Regions from separate parts of the Homo sapiens genome. Here region 1 is linked to region 2. A link is an interaction called in ENCODE POLR2A ChIA-PET data of the cell type or tissue named here. Cell type or tissue: PC-9. All regions are shown on one strand. Each heading gives the region's core, and the rest is flanking DNA. Links, peaks and the distances in the headings are about the cores only.

Region 1 (5,374 bases), core at 107-5,106, 150 kb before region 2:
TCAGACTGGACCATCAACAGGTTTGCTGGTGACCCACAGGGTGACCTGGCCAGCAGAGGCAAGGGAGCTTAGCTAAGCCAATCAAACCAGCTCACTCCAGGCAGGGCAGTGGGGACTGACCAGTTGGTAATGAGCAGGGCATGAGGCAGACAAACATGCAGAAAGAAGCGGAGAGGCCTAAGGATGATGAACATGCTGACTGCAGTTGGGGCTGGGGACGGTGGATCCTAGCACAGCCATGGGTCCAGACCAGACTCCAAGTTCAGCCCATGGGTATCCATAGAGCACATGCCCCTTTTCTTAGTGACACCTGAGAGTGCCTCAGGATTGGCCACTGCTGCCTAATGGCTCCCCCAAGCTAGTGAGCCAGATGCTTCAACAAGGGGGCTGGAAGGAAGACCTCCTAAACCATCGCTCCCTGCTCCTTACTGCCCCCTATTTTTGTCTTCTAGCCTCAACTACACAAAAAGAACCTAAGGGGCAGAGAATACATTTTGTGGTTGACAAAGCATTTGTTTTGTTTGCTCGTTTTTAAAATCTCTGCCACATAGTGCCAGCATAGTGCCAGGCATAAAGAAGCAATTCCAAAACAAATTCTAAATAAATAAAAAGGCCAAGCACAGTGGCTCACACCTGTAATCCAAACACTTTGGGAAGACGAGGTGGGAGGACTGCTTGCGCCCAGGAGTTCGAGACCAGACTGAGCAAGAAAGTGAGACCCCATCTCTAGAAAACAAAAAACAAAAAACAAAAAAACCCAGGTGTGATGGTGTCCACCTGTGGTCCCAGCTACTCGGGAGGCTGAGGCAGGAGGATCACTTGAGTCTGGGAGGTTGAGGCTGCACTCCAGCCTGAGTGACAGAGCAGGACCCTGTCTCAAAAAAAAAAAAAAAAAAAAAAAAGCAATTCCATGAGGGGGATCTCCCCCTCACCCCAGAGAGCATAAGAAGGGCTGCATGCCTGAGGCTTAAGAGCAGGGAGACGTGTCCTGCCACCTGATGCCTCAGACATTGGCAAGAAAAGCTCCTCAATCAACTGATGGTGCCATGCAGCCATGGCCTGAGGCAGCAGCCCTGGGCCCCATCCTCTTCCTGCTGTGACTCTGTCTGTATGGTGTCTGCCCCAGCAGCTGCCAGGCCACAACTGGAGCCCGAGGGTGCTGGGACAGCGCTGCTGTTGGAGAACTGGGAAGACAGGCAGGGCCCTCCTCTGGGCACCGGGGGCAGGGGCAGGATAGAGGGATGCAGCAGGCGAGACACCCAGCACTCACGTGACTCCTAAGCTAGCTCGCCTTGGGTGGGCAAACAGGGAAAAACTTGGTGCCTCCCCAGTACAGCAGTGGAGGTGCTGTGACGCTTACAGAAAGGAGCAGGCAGGGCACATCCACACTAAAGAACACCCCTTCCCATCACTGTCTGCCTCCCTAGAAAGCCCTAGAAAACATGGAGGAAGTGTGGCTCAAGACACAGAGTGTCCTGGCCATTAAGAGCACAATTGGGAGGTCAAGTTTGGTTCCAACCCTGCCTTTATCACTAATTACCTGCATGGTGTTGGGGAAGCCAGTTAGCCTATCTTTGCCTCAGTTTCCTCACCTGTAAAGTGGGGGTGACAGAGGATTCTCAGAGAATTTTTTTTTTAAGATTGTGAGATAAGGTGTAAAACCCATAACACAGGGTCTGGCACGCAGAACTTTATTAAATGTTAGCAGAAGCAGCCGTCAAGCTCCCTTAGGGAAGCATGAGATTAGCGAGCCCAGAGCTGCAGGAGGGGGAATGGAAAGAGCTCTAGGATGTAGAAGGAGGCTTATGTTGGGGAGAGGAAGGAGAGTGGGACAGAGAGATGAAGCCCAAGCCAGCACTTGGCTGGAATGTTTCAACAAAAAGAGGAAATGCCGCCCCCTGTGGGGCCCAGATGGCTCCTGGAGTCTGGCTACAACCTCAATTCTGGCACAGGTAGGGTGTGCCTACTAGCGGGCCAGCACCTCATGGGTTAAGGGCAGCTGCCAGCTTGCCTGCCTGCCAGCCAAGCTCCGCATGCTTCAGTGGAAACAGGGCTGCCTCTGGGTGCCAAATGTTATCACCAGGATCAACCACAGCCCAAAGGACCAGCAGTGCGACCTGAACTTTTCATTAGTAATGAGACTCCACAACGAGGAACAACCTAATACACCTGAAACCCAAGGCAGACACCCAATCCCCAGGGCCAGGCCAGCTCCAGTTACCAAGCACAGGTCCCAGGAGTGCCCCAGCCCCTCCCACTGCAGGAAACCAGCATGTGTGGGCCATGTGCACCTCCTGTGGGTTGTGGCAGGAGGTCACCTCTAAAGAGGTCACCCTGTGCAGCCCTCAAACACCAAAAAAGACCCCATTCACACAGGGATCCCGGGAGCTGATATGGTTTGGCTGTGTCCTCACCCAAATCTCATCTTCTTTGGTATATGCAGAGATGAGGGGTCAGTGCTTTAGACTAAGGTCCATGTTGCCTATTATTCAGGGTCAGAGCTGGTATCAGATGATGCCCATCAGCTCAGCCAGGTTGCTGGAGTGACCCTCCAGGGCCACCTCTGCAGCCAGGGCACTCTGGAGTAAGGAATCTCTAGGGCTCAAGCAGTGAGGCCATCCACTCCCTCCAGCCTCATCATCTTAACAGTCTCAAGCCCAGGCATGGTGGCTCACACCTGTAAACCCAGCACTTTGGGAAGCCAAGGTGTGAGGATCACTTGAACCCAAGGAGTTCAAGATCAGTCAGGGCAACATAGTGAGACCATGTCTCTGCAAAAAATTTAAAAATTAGCCAGGTGTGGTGGTATATACCAGTGGGCCCAGTTACTCAGAAGACTGAGGTAAGAGGATCACCTGGACCTGAGGCCAGGAGGTTGAGGCTGCAATGAGCTGAGATCACACCACTGCACTCCAGTCTGGGAGACAGTGCAAGACTCTGTCTTAAAAAAAAAAAAAAAACAGGCCGGGCGTGGTGGCTCATGCCTGTAATCCCAGCACTTTGGGAGGCAGAGGCAGGCAGGTCACCTGAGGTCAGGAGTTCAAGACCAGCCTGGCCAACATGGTGAAACCTTGTCTCTACTAAAAATACAAAAATTAGCTGGTCGTGGTGGCAGGCTCCTGGAATCCCAGCTACTCGGGAGGCTGAGGCATGAGAATCGCTTGAACCTGGGAGGCGGAAGTTGCAGTGAGCCAAGATTGTGCCACTGCACTCCAGCCTGGGGGATACAGTGAGACTCTGTCTCAAAAAACAAAACAAAACAAACAAACAAAAAACAGTCCCAAGAAACCAATACGACCTATAACTTCCCTCAGGGAAGAACAGAAGTCCTCTAGGAAAATGCATTCATTCATTCCTTCATTTGTTAATTCATTCATTCAAACTGTTATTGAATGCTTACAATGTGCCAGGAACTAAGCCAGGTACTAGAAGATAAGCTATGAACAGCACAGAAAGATCCTTGTCATCAGAGCTTAATTCTAGTGGGGAAGACAGATGTAAGTAATGAATACCTAATTTCAGAGAGCCATATGTGATAAGAAGCAACTGCGGGATAAAGTAGAGAGTGAGGAGACCCCAAGCACAAGCAACCTTAGACTGGCTGGCCAGAGAAGACATTTTAAAGGAGGTAACATTTGAGCTGAGACCTAAATGACAAGAAGGTGCCAGCAGGGAGATCCAAAGAATCAGGTAGAGGAAGCAGCAAAGATCCTGTGGCAGGACACATTTCAGTCAAACTCACAGTTCCTAGGAAGAGGGTCAACAGTACTCTCTCCTTTGTTACAAAAGGGGAACTGCAGCAAGACCCCTCCCTTCTCTCAGGTCTTGTGTGGACCCTCACATGTGCACCTGCATCTGTACTGTTTACTGCGTGTCTTCTAGCATCTGGTTTAGTTCCTGGAACATAGTCAGCATTCAATAGCACTTACACTTGTCTGGAGGCGTGAACCTGAAGAATACACCAAGAAACTTCTCAAATGCCAGCAAGGCCAACTTCAGAACTCCCTGCTCCTATGTGATGCTGAGATCTCTATACACTGAATAAATGGCATGCGTAAAGCCCACCGTCCCTGTGTAGGTAGTAGGTACATAGTAAGTATATGGAGTAGATAATCAGGATCAGTGTTCCCCTTCCCCACTTTTTTTTTTTTTTTTTTTTTTTTTTTGAGACAGGGTCTCACTCTGTCACCCAGGCTGGAGTACAGTGGTACGATCTCGGCTCACTGCAACCTCCACCTCCTGTGTTAAAGTGATTCTCCTGCCTCAGGCTCCCAAGTTAGCTGGGACTACAGGCGTGCTCTACCACACCCAGCTAATTTTTGTATTTTTAGTAGAGACGGGGTTTCACCATGTTGACCAGGCTGGGTCTTCCCCTTGCTTTTCCCACTGCCTTGTGCACAGACCTCCCTAGAGCCTTGGTGACATGTGCAGTGTGCTCCAGCCACCCCATCTCGCTCCCCATTGGCAGCCCCTGGAACTGGGTCTCGCCTCCCTAAGCCTGCTACTTAGGCCAGCGGGCACCACAGAGGCAGCCAAGACCCACCAGGCTACTGACCACTCACTCCTCCAGCCTCCTTCTCAGGCAGGGCTGTGCTGACTGGTAGCAAAAGGTTCAGGGAAGAAAAGACTAGGACATAGAAACTCAGGAGCAAACATCTTAGAAAGAAGGGGGCTTCCAGATGCACCTGCCCTCACCCAGAGCCAGCAAAGCAATCTCCTGGCAAGGGGCTTCTTGAACTTCAGCTGGTGTGACCATGGTGTGGCCACTCCAGCTGGCCCCAGCAAGGCTGAAGAGTAGCAGCCCCACTGGAGGTGTTCTCCACAGCACCTCCTACAGGGAAGAGGATGTGTGCTTCCCCCACACCCAGGGCCCCTGGAGAATCCTGCCTAGTCTTCAAGACTCCACTCAAATGTCACTTCCTCTTCAAAGCCTTCACCAGCCTCCCCGGGAGGGATTTCTCACTCCTCTGTGATTCCAAAGCATCCTGACATTTCTTTTGCATAATATTCTGCTTGTTTGGATGTCTGGTTCCCAGCTACACTGTAAGCTCCCAGAGGGCAAAGCAGCATCCTGTTCACTTCAGACTCTCACTGCCTGGCAGCAGGTAGATCACTAAATATTATTCAACAAAGTAGAGTAAATGAAAGCAAAAATGAATGAGCAAGTGAGACGAATAAATGGATGAATGAAGTCAGTACATATCTAGAGAAAAGATGGGCAAAGAGAAAATTTTAATCAGGGAAGAGCAATTAGAAAATAACCCACTTTTAGGCCGGGCGTGGTGGCTCATGCCCGTAATCCCAGCACTTTGGGAGGCCGAGGTGGGCGGATCACGAGGTCAGGAGATGGAGACCATCCTGGCCAACATGGTGA
Region 2 (5,374 bases), core at 257-5,256:
TATGTCAATAACTATATTCCAATAAAACTGTTATAAAAGAAAAATAAGATAATCTTTACCCATGTGGAATTTAAAACCTGACAGGAGTAAATTATCAACTCAAATAATTGTGATGAAGACAAATTATGTAAGTGTCAAATTGTTTGTATAGACAGTGAATGCTGTAAGAGCTCAGAGGAGGAAGAAGGAGTGCCAGGTATGAGGTGGGGTTGGGGAGGTGTTGGTGACCAGGGAAGTCTTCTGAGGTTGTCAGTTGCATTAGGGTAAGGGCTGGGTCTGCAAAGGCCACGTAACATTTTGCTTATCGTGAATAACGTGGACTGAGGTGAGGAGGAAAGGCTTTCCTGGTAGGGAGACTGGAGATTTTAACACATCTCCTTTTAGGAATCAATAGAATATGAAGACCTGTCAACCTGATTAAGAAATTTGACCTAATAGACATAACACTGCACCCAACAGTTGTAGAATATGTTGTCTTCAAGCACTCATGGAACATTTACAAAAATTGACCATGTACTTAGCTATAAGGCAAATCTCAACAAGTGGTTTTTTTTGTTTTGTTTTGTTTTTTTGAGATGGAGTTTCGCTCTTGTTGCTCAGGCTGGAGTGCAATGGCGTGATCTCGGTTCACTACAACCTCCGTCTCCCGGGTTCAAGCAATTCTCCTGCCTCAGCCTCCCGAGTAGCTGGGATTACAGGCATGAGCCACCACGCCCGGCTAACGTTGTATTTTCTGTAGAGATGGAGTGTCTCCATGTTGGTCAGGCTGGTCTCGAACTCCTGACCTCAGGTGATCTGCCTGTCTCGGCCTCCCAAAGTGCTGGAATTACAGGTGTGAGCCACCCTGCCCAGCCAAATCTCAACAAGTTTTAAAGGACTATAATATTAGTGTATTCTTGGACCTAGTGCAATTAAAGTAGAAAAATAACAAAAAGTTAACTAGAAAAGTCTCATACATTTGGGATTTAAGAAACTTTTAGGCCGGGCACAGTGGCTCACTCCTATAATCCTAGCACTTTGGGAGGCCAAGGCGGGAGGATCATTTGAGATCAGGAATTCGAGACCAGCCTGACCAACATGGGGAAATCCCTTCTCTACCAAAAATACAAAAATTAGCCAGGTGTGGTGGCACACGCCTTTAATCCCAGCTACTCGGGAGGCTGAGGCAGGAGAATCACTTGAACCTGGGAGGTGGAGGTTGCAGTGAGCCTGGGCAATAGAGTGAGACTCAGTCTCAAAAAAAAAAAAAGCAAACTTTCAAATGACCCAAATGTAGGGATTTTCATGAGTGAGGCACATACACACAGGAAAGAACGAGGCAGATGAGAAGTTTCCTTAGTGTTCCTTTTCAGTGTTTCTCTGAGGTGCATCTAGGACCGCAAGAATTCATTTTCATCCACACTTGAGTGTCTTTGGTAAAACCCCAGGTGAGCTTATCGGGGCTGCACTGCAAACACATCACAAGGAAGCTGGTAAGAAATACAGAACCTCAGTCCCCACCCAGACCTACTAAATCAGATCTACATGATAACATTAGGCCCAGGTAATTCATATGCACATTGGAGTCTGAGAGCTGTGATGAAGAGGGAGTGGAGTAGCGGTGGTGTGAGCAGGTGGATTCCTTCCATTATCTCTTTAGCTCTTTTACAGTTTGGCTCCCACACTACCACTTGACTAAAATCACTCTTCCAGGCCACTAGCTACCACTTTGTTGCCAAATCCAAAGCCTTTATCTTATTTGACCTGATGTTGGCCATCTACGCTGTTGGCCGCCCCTCTCTTGAAGGCCAAGAATTCCTGTGCTTTTCTCCTTCCCACCATCACTGTTTGCGTTCCAGGGACCTTTTGGTTGGCACTTGCCTCTCTGTCTTCCACCCTCTGCCTGCTAGGACCCTCTACCTCCTGAGGCTTTGGTGACCAGCTCTCTGATGGTGACCCCAAGACCACACCTCTCTTTTTAATTCTAGATTGTTATATGCAATTTACTTCTGGACACATTTACTTGAATTATTCCACAGGAAACTCAAAACACAAGGCTTATGGATGAGTGAGAGAAAGCAAGGTTTTCTTTTTTTTCTTTCTTTTTTTATTTCCTGTGACACAGCCCTCAAGAGATCCTGAGAACATGTGTGCCAAAAGCAGGTTTTGATACAGCATTTAGAGTGTGACTCATTCATGTAAAATCGAGTATATCTGTAGGAGCATATATGTGTAGAGAAATATGTAGAATAGTATTAATCAAAAACTTTAATAGCTGGTTGAGCTTAGTAGCTCATGCCTATAATCCCAGCACTTTGGAGGCTGAGGTAGGAGGATTGCTTGAGGCCAGGACTTAGAAATCAGCCTGGGCAACATAAGGAGATCTTCATCTTCACACACACACACACACACACACACACACACACACACACACACAAAGAGAAAACATTTTAATAGTGTTTGTTTCCGAGAGGTGGGATTTTCAATGATTTTTTTTTAACTGAGTAGCATCATTCTCACCAAAATAGTAGAGCTATTAAAAGACAACTGCTATCTCAATAAGCCCACTATCTTTCCTGAGCAGCAAACTTCTCAAGCCATAACCCACAGGAAGACAGTCCTAATCATTTCCCATGTCAGTTGTGCTTGCTTTCTCTTTATCTGGGGGAAGGAGTGTGACTATCAAGGTTTCCCACAGGAACCAGCTGACACACTCAAATTAGGATTGTTTGAGTTTTTAATAAAGAGGTTGTTTGCAAATATGTGGGCAGGCTCTAAAGAAACTTCAAGGGATTGCACAGTACCATTGGGAATCTGTTCTCACCCTGAGGCCTACAGGGGAGAGGGGACAGAGTGGTGACCAGAACTGGGGGGTTGGGGGACTGTGTGTGTGGAGAGATCCCAAGAACAAGAACTTAGACCCATGGCCCAGAGTGGTTGGATCTAGAAGGCCAAATGGAAGATCTCTAAGCACAGTGAGGGACCCTTTCCTCCTCTTCTCGCATTTTTAGAGAAGGCTGAGAACTTCCAATCTACTCTACAGGAAAGGGAAAATATGGGAGGAATACTTCTGGCCTCTCTGCCCTCTCCTTCATTTCCCATTGGTGGGTGAGTGACTGAATCATCAACTTGGTGAGTTGCAAGGAGAAACTGGTCCCATGTGGCTCAGCCCTCTCTCCCTGAGCTGTAGGGAGCTGTCCTTGGGGAAGAGGCTCCCCTCTTCTGTGGGGGGCTGTCCTTGGGGAGGGGGCTCATGTTTGCCCAGTTTTGCTATGACTGTGTGGGTAGAGTTAATTCAAGAAATATTAAGGAGGCTGGGCACAGTGGTATACACCTGTAGTCCCAGCTACTTGGCTGAGGCAGGAGGATAGTTTGAGCCTAGGAGTTGAAGGCCAGCCTGGGCAACATAGTGAGACCCTGCCTCAAAACAAAAACAAAGACAAAACTAAAACAAAAAAAAGGTTAGAAAAAAAAAAAAGAGGCCGGGTGCAGTGGCTCACACCTATAATCCCAGCACTTTGGGAGGCCGAGCCGGGCAGATCACCTGAGGTTAGGAGTTCGAGACCAGCCTGGCCAATATGGCGAAACCCCGTCTCTACTAAAAGTACAAAAATCAGCTGGGTGTGGTGGTGGGCGCCTGAAATCCCAGCTACATGGGAGGCTAAGGCAGGAGAATTGCTTGAACCCAGGAGGCAGAGGTTGTGCAGTGAGCCAAGATCACACCGCTGCACTCCAGCCTGGGTGACAAGACCAAGACTGTCTCAAAAAAAAAAACAAGAAAGAAGAAAAAACAAAAAGAAGGCCGGGCGCAGTGGCTCACACCTGTAGTCCCAGCACTTTGGGAGGCCAAGTTGGGTGGATCACCTGAGGTCAGGAGTTGGAGACCAGACTGACCAACATGGAGAAACCCTGTCTCTACTAAAAATACAAAAATTAGCCAGGCGTAGTGGCACATGCCTGTAGTCCCAGCTACTTGGAAGGCTGGGGCAGGAGAATGACGTGAATCCGGGAGGCCGAGTTTGCAGTGAGCTGACATTGTGCTACTGCACTCCAGCTTGGGCAACACAGCGAGACTCCATCTCAAAAAATAAAATAAAATAAAATAATAAAAATAAATAATAAAAAAAGAAATGTCAGGGAAGCCACACAGGCTGAACCTTGTTCTCCAATTAAGCCTTATCAATAATGAAGCTACTACTTTTGTTTCCATCTGTCTGACTGTGTCTCTGTCTGAACTGGTTCCAAATTCGGGGTAGGAGACCTGGATGCTATTTATTGGCCCTCTTCAACCTCAAAATCCCTCCCTCACCTACCAATCCCTCATCTAGTCACTCAGCAAGCCTGCTATGTCCCAGGCCTTTCACACCCCTTGTTTCCACTGCAGATCCTGTCTCATTCAGGCCTCCGCCATCTCTCGTGGGCCACAGCCCCCTGGTGAGTCTCCATGCCACCTGCCATTCTCCACCAGTAGCCACAGTGATCTGTGCAGAATGAAGTATCTTCACTGAGTCGATAAAATGTTTCACTCCCTCCCAGTGACCTGGGGATAAGCCTAGCCTCCTTAGTCTGGCACTTAAGGACCTCCATGATTTGACTCCTGTGCCAACCTCATCTTTCAGCTCCTGCTCTCTCATCCTCCACACTCCAGCCATGTAGAATTTCTTGCCTTTCCCCCAAAGGACCATGTTTTCTTTTGCTTGCAGGAATTTCCACGTGCTGCGCTCTCTGCCTTGAGTGTTATCTCCCCCAAACTCCTCCTACTTATCTCCATTTTATTCTCATCCTTGGGGCTTATCCATCACCTCTTCCTGGCAGTCCTCCGGGATTCTCCAAGGCTGGATTAGGTGCCCATGTATTGTTCCCATTGCACCTGGTGCGTTCCTTCTCATAGGACTATTTTTGTTTTGTGACTTCCTGTTTGCATGTCTCTCTCCTGCACTAGATTGACTGTAAGCTCCTCAAAGTTAGTCCCTCTGCATCCTGGGGTGTCTTTATTCAGGTATACAAGGCTTTGCACTCAGTGGTTTTACTCTTATCTCACTGCCACGTTTGCTGACTCTTCTACCTGATTGGTTGCTGGAGATATTTGGGGTTCAGTTCTTTCCTCTAGATGTTCATGTCCACTGTCATGTATATGTTGATGGTCATCTAGCTCAGACCTTCCTTGAAGCCCTCCATTCATCCATAGCACTTGATATCTCCTGTTAGGAGATATCATCTCAGACTACCTCTGAGGCAGTAACTATCTCCTGTTAGGAGATAGCACCTCAGACTTACCTCTTCAAAACAACTTTTTTTTTTTTAAGATATGGGGTCTTGCCCATGTGGCCCAGGCTGGTCTCTACTCAGGCAATCCTCCCACCTCGGCCTCCCAAAGTGCTGGAATTACAGGCGT

The links. ChIA-PET counts read pairs that join two places held together with the same protein. Peaks named below come from ENCODE experiments on the same cell type or tissue, not always from the same donor. Only the 100,000 strongest peaks of a DNase experiment are listed, where the experiment ranks them.
Region 1: POLR2A ChIA-PET joins it to region 2 with 11 read pairs; 6 of 35 experiments call an interaction of 5 or more read pairs at or near these places.

What each region holds. Positions count from the first base shown.
Region 1 is chr14:64,958,971-64,964,344 of GRCh38, forward strand. All of the region lies in intron 3 of CHURC1-FNTB (CHURC1-FNTB readthrough), which reads left to right. All of the region lies in intron 1 of RAB15 (RAB15, member RAS oncogene family), which reads right to left. Among named protein-coding and RNA genes, the nearest start is that of RAB15, 11 kb to the right of the region's middle. RefSeq lists an enhancer at 1,141-1,659. In PC-9, for the core only: a CTCF peak has its summit at 1,885 (motif pointing left); a DNase peak (open chromatin) is centred at 2,111; H3K27ac peaks cover 1,553 bases.
Region 2 is chr14:65,104,795-65,110,168 of GRCh38, forward strand. No RefSeq gene overlaps it. Among named protein-coding and RNA genes, the nearest start is that of MAX, 5.0 kb to the left of the region's middle. In PC-9, for the core only: no CTCF peak of the experiment used is centred there; no DNase peak of the experiment used is centred there.